Linked DNA regions of Homo sapiens: region 1 is linked to region 2. A link is an interaction called in ENCODE POLR2A ChIA-PET data of the cell type or tissue named here. Cell type or tissue: Panc1. All regions are shown on one strand. Links, peaks and the distances in the headings refer to the core of each region. The heading gives the core; the rest is flanking DNA.

Evidence for each region. ChIA-PET counts read pairs that join two places held together with the same protein. Peaks named below come from ENCODE experiments on the same cell type or tissue, not always from the same donor. Only the 100,000 strongest peaks of a DNase experiment are listed, where the experiment ranks them.
Region 1: POLR2A ChIA-PET joins it to region 2 with 5 read pairs; 5 of 35 experiments call an interaction of 5 or more read pairs at or near these places.

What each region holds. Positions count from the first base shown.
Region 1 is chr20:41,213,582-41,216,387 of GRCh38, reverse strand. All of the region lies in intron 2 of ZHX3 (zinc fingers and homeoboxes 3), which reads left to right. Among named protein-coding and RNA genes, the nearest start is that of MIR6871, 46 kb to the right of the region's middle. In Panc1, for the core only: no CTCF peak of the experiment used is centred there; no DNase peak of the experiment used is centred there.
Region 2 is chr20:41,320,605-41,323,410 of GRCh38, reverse strand. No RefSeq gene overlaps it. Among named protein-coding and RNA genes, the nearest start is that of ZHX3, 4.3 kb to the right of the region's middle. In Panc1, for the core only: no CTCF peak of the experiment used is centred there; a DNase peak (open chromatin) is centred at 1,553.

The DNA.
Region 1 (2,806 bases), core at 267-2,766, 110 kb after region 2:
TTAACAATGGTTTATCTCTGGGGGTGAATAGGAAGGATTTTCACTTTTCTTTCTTTCCGAGAGAGAAATTTCCACTTAGAGCATAATTTGAAACAAAGTAAAAAGGATAAATTTCAAAGTAAGTCTTTGTTGCTAGCACTAAATAGTGGAATGCTACCTATGAATTTTTATTTTGGAATGGGTTGAGGTTTATTTATGGTCTGTTATACATCACGAGTAACTTTTAAATGTGTTTCATGGTGTAGAATGTGAAGTCAATTACTATAGAATACTCAAGACTATATTCATGTCTGTCAGATCAACCTCATAGTAGTCACATTCTTTACATCTTTTTTCTTTGTCCACTTGATCTTTAGAATATTATCTTAAAATCTCCCACTATAGTTATGTTTCTGTAATTCTGTCAACTTCTACCATTATTTCCTTTTTTTTTTTTTTTGGACAGTCTCGCTCTGTCGCCCAGGCTGGAGTGCAGTGGCGCCATCTCTGCTCACTGCAAGCTCCGCCTCCTGGGTTCACTCCATTCTCCTGCCTCAGCCTCCTGAGTGGCTGGGACTACAGGCGCCCGCCATAATGCCCAGCTAATTTTTTTGTATTTTTTTTTTTTTTTTTTTTTTAGTAGAGACGTGGTTTCACCGTGTTAGCCAGGATGGTCTCGATCTCCTGACCTTGTGATCCACCCTCCTTGGCCTCCCAAAGTGCTGGGATTACAGGCGTGAGCCACCGCGCCTGGCCTATTTCCGTTTTTAATGATAAATACTGGGTGATATGTTCAAGAGGGCTGCAGGCTGACTATCATAACGCTTGGAAGAGTCTGTCAAGAGTTACTTTCTAAGTATTTGAATTCCTTCATTGAATTCTTACTGTTCTTCCAATTCATTCCTCAGAATTTTTTAAAGTTCCTAATTCAGTCTATAATTTAAAGATAAACACTTTAAGATTTTTATCTAAAAAACTCACATATGTATACTGCAGTGCTGAAATATAGTGGCTATTAACTATAGCTTTGCTAATTTAGTGAATTGAGCAATTACCAATTCCCAAAGACAGATTTTTAAAAAAAGTTATGCACTTTTGTTTTTATTTTTCCATTTATTTATTTTTATTTTTATTTGTATTTATTTATTTTTTGAGACGGAGCCTTACTCTGTGTCCCAGGCTGGAGTGCAGTGGTGCGATCTTGGCTCACTGCAATCTCTGCCTCCTGGGTTCAAGTGATTCTCCTGCCTCAGCTTCCCGATAGCTGGGATTATAGCCACACATCACCACACCTGGCTAATTTATTGTGTTTTTAGTAGAGACGGGGTTTCACCATGTTGTTGGCCAGGCTGGTCTCAAACTCCTGACCTCAAGTGATCCACTCGTTTCGGCCTTCCAAGTGCTGGGATTATAGGTGTGAGCCACTGCTCTGGCCCCATTTAAAGATCCATTTACAAGGCAGAAGGTTTCAAGATGGGGCATGTAAAGGATTGTACAAAAATGACAAAATGCAAACATCACCTGGCCTTTCCTTCTGAATCTCTTTTGGCCGCACCTTACATTTCTATCAGCTCACTTCACTAGGGCTTGACTTAGACAATAGCATGTTTCCACATGGTAGTGCCTCATTTATCAGACATGCTCCATGAGTGTCTTTTGGATGAATGATTTTCTAGATAATTAGAACTTTGCTGTTTAAGCACCATTTTTAACCCCTTTAAAAATACATAACAAATAAACCCAAGCTTACCTAAATGGGTAATGTTGCTAAAAACAGCCACCTTAGTAAGCATCCAGGTGGTGGGGATATGGGTGTTCACTGTCAATCTCTTTCAACTTTGCCATTTGTTTGAACTTTTTCTTAATAAATGCTGGAGGAAAATATTACTTCAAGAGGTCTGTAGCCCTTATTGCAACAATCTGGAGGTTTCTCAGAGAGCTCACTGTGTGGAGTGGTTGAAGTTGCAGGCTCTGGAGCGAGACTGCTTGGGTTCTTATTCAGCTTCTGTCGTCTCCCAGTTGTGTGCGCTCCAGGCAGTCACTGCACTTTTCTGAGCCTTGTCCTTCTTGTCTGTAAAATGAGAATAATTATAGTGCCTTTTCTTGGGTTTATTATGAGTGAAATGAGGGGATGTGTATAAAAGCACTTCCAACAATATGAAACACTCAGTAAACACTGGCTGTGGCTGCCACTGCTGCCACTACTGCTTTTTTGTAATTGCTTATAGTCAATGGTCCATCTACCCAGAACATGGTTAGCAGTGGTACCCTTCTTAGTCATTTATTCGAATGATAATTTAGGGCTAATTTGAGACTTAATTTTTCTTTTTTTAAGAGACAAGGTCATGCTCTGTCATCCTGGCTGGAGTGCAGTGGCATGATCCTTGCTTACTGTAACTCTGAACTCTTGGGCTCAGGTGATCCTCCCACCTCAGCCTCCTGAGTAGCTGAGACTACAGGCACACACCATTGTTCCTGACTAATTTTTTACAATTTCTATGTTGCCCAGGCTAATCCCGAACTCCTGGCCTCAAATGATCTTCCTACCTTGGCTTCCCAAAGTGCTGGGATTACAGACGTGAGCTGCTGTGCCTGGCCAAGACTTAATTTTGAATGACATTGGGACTATTGCCAAAAATCAAATCCATCTTCATGTTGTCCACTTCTCAGCCTTAGTAAGTAAAATACCAGGAACACTATATACCTTTTCCTCAGTGAATCCCAGTCCCCATTACAAATAGCAGTTCTGGCCCTGTGCCTGGAGTGCTTGTGTTGTGTTGCTAGGGCTCTGCAGTTAGCTTCTCCTGAGTTCTGCTGCCTGGCCTTC
Region 2 (2,806 bases), core at 122-2,621:
GACCAGCCTGGCCAACATTGTGAAACACTGTCTCTACTAAAAATACAAAAATTAGCCAGGCATGGTGGCACACACCTGTAATTCCAGCTACTCGGGAGGCTGAGGCAGGAGAATTGTTTGAACCCGGGAGGTGGACGTTACAGTGAGCTGAGATCACTCCACTGCACTCCAGCCTGGGCGTTGGAATGAGACCCTGTTTCAAAAAAAGAAAAAAAGGAAAAAGAAAAAAAGCTTACAGAACAAAAATATGAAGAAAGAAAATGTACAGCTGTACAGTGGGTTTGTGTTTTAAGTTCAGTGTTATTTCCCAACTACTTGGGGAGCTGAGATGGGAGGATTGCTTGAGCCTGGGAGGTTGAGGCTGCAGTGAGCTGAGATTGTACCACTGCACTCCAGCCCAGGTGACATAGCGAGATGGTCTCAAGAAAAAAAAAAAGCTAAGTGTTATTACAAAACAGTCAAAAAGTTAAAAATATTTAAAAGTACAATAAGCTAAAAAAGTTAAAGTAAGCTAAAGATAATTATTAAAGAAAATCTTTTTTTACCTATTTATTTTCCTTTCCTTTTTTTTTTTTTAAGAGATGGGCTCTCCATCTGTCACCCAGGCTAGTGTGCAGTGCCATGATCGTAGGTCACTGCAGCCTCAAACTCCTGGGCTCAAGTGATTCTCCAACCTTAGCCTCCTGAGTAGCTGAGACTATGGGCATGTGCCACTACACCCAGCTAATTTTTACATTTTTTTGTAGAGATGGGGGGTCTCACTGTATTGCCCAGTTTGTCTCAAACTCCTGCCCTCAAGCAATCCTCCCACCACGGCCTTCCGAAGTGTTGGGATTACAGGTATGAGCCACTGTGCCTAGCCAAATAAAAGCATTTAAAAACTAAATTTAGTGTAAGTATGGCCGGGCATAGTGGTTCACTCCTGTAATTCCAGCACTATGGAAGACCGAGGCAGGCAGATCACTTGAGGCCAGGAGTCTGAGACCAGTCTGGGCAACATATTGAGACGCTGTCTCTACTAAAAATATAAAAAATTAGCTTGGCATGGTGGTGCACACCTGTGATCCCAGCTCCTAGGGAGACTGAGGCACGAGAATTGCTTAAACCCAGGAGGCAGAGGTTGCAGTGAGCCGAGATGGCGCCATTGCACTCCAGCCTCAGCAACAGAGCGAGACTCTGTCTCAAGAAAAAAAATTTAGCAGTAAGTGTATAGTGTGTATACAGTCTACAGTGGCATACAGTAATTTACTAGGTCTGCACATTCCCTCACAACTCCCTCACTGACTCACCCAGAGCAACTTCCAGTCCTGCAAGCTCCATTCATAAGTGCCCTGTACAAGTGTACCATTTTAAAATATTTTATACCCTACTTTTACTGTACCTTTTCTATGTTTAGATATGTTTAGATACACAGATGTATACCACCGTGTTATAACTGCCTACAATATTCAGTACTGTAACATGCTGTACAGGTTTGTAACCGAGGAGCAATAGGTTATACCATATAGCCTCAGTATGGTAGGCTTTACCGTCTAAGTTGTGTAAGTACACTGCATGATGTTTGCACAATGAAGCAATAACCTAATCACACATTTCTCAGAACATATCCCTGTCATTAAGCAATGTGTGACTGTACTTCTACTCACATTTTATTGACCAAAGAAAGTCACATGGCTATTCACAAATCCAAGCTATTGTAAGGAAGTACAATCCTATCATGTGCCTACAGAGGTCTTATGGAGAGCATCCCAGTTTTTGTCCCCTTTTTTGCTGGGAAAAAAACAGCTTTCAGGCCAGGCATGGTGGCTCATGCCTGTAATCCCAGCACTTTGGGAGGCCAAGGCTGGTGGATTGCCTGAGGTCAGGAGTTCGAGACCAGCCTGGCCAACATGGCAAAACCCCATCTCTACTAAAAATACAAAAGTTAGCCAGGCGTGGTGGTGCACGCCTGTAATCCCAGCTACTTGAGATGTTGAGGCAGGAGAATCACTTGAACCTGGGAGGCAGAGGTTGCAGTGAGCCAAGACCATGTCATTGCACTCCAGCCTGGGTGACAGAGCAAGACACAGTCTCAAAACAAAACAACAAAAAAAAAACAACTTTTTTTTTTATTGCCACTTAAAAAAGGCCTCCCTACTATGCAGAAATCAAGAACTCAACAATTGTTTCCTGTGTCACTACCAAATGTTTCCCAGGGGTTTTGCCACTATGTGGAACCAGCAGTTCTGTGAGGGACTTCTTTCAAGATACCGCCTCAGCTAGAAACAATTTCCCTTTTCCTGGTAATTGGCCATTTCTTGATTCACAGAGGTGGCTTCCTGGTGAACTTCATGCCTGTAAGCTGGCATGACTGTTCTGGAGGAGAGTACCTACCACAAGTTGGGTCAGTTAGAGCCTTTTCTACATGATTTTGTGATTAGAATGATTAGGGAGTTTTAGTCTCTGGGTAGTTGGAATTGTATCTCATACTTGGGAGAGGTTGGTAGACACATTTCCCATTGTATTATTAATACCTGGAGGCAGAGAAAACAAGTTTGCTGGAGTCATACTGGCTCCCCTTACTCTGCTTCCAGCCCATCCAAAATCCCAGCTAATTATTTCCCTTGGCCTCTGTGAGATCCATCCCACCCAAAGCCTAAAGATAAAGTCCCCTTTTATTTTCCTTGAATTGGTCTGATGGGTTTCTGGTCCTTGCAGCCAGCAAACTTCAGATAGTTCTTTGCCTCTGGACCCTGGCACAAAAAGTTCACAGGTGTAGCCCATTCCAATAAAACAGAGGTCAGGTGGTAACTATTGCATTAACTAT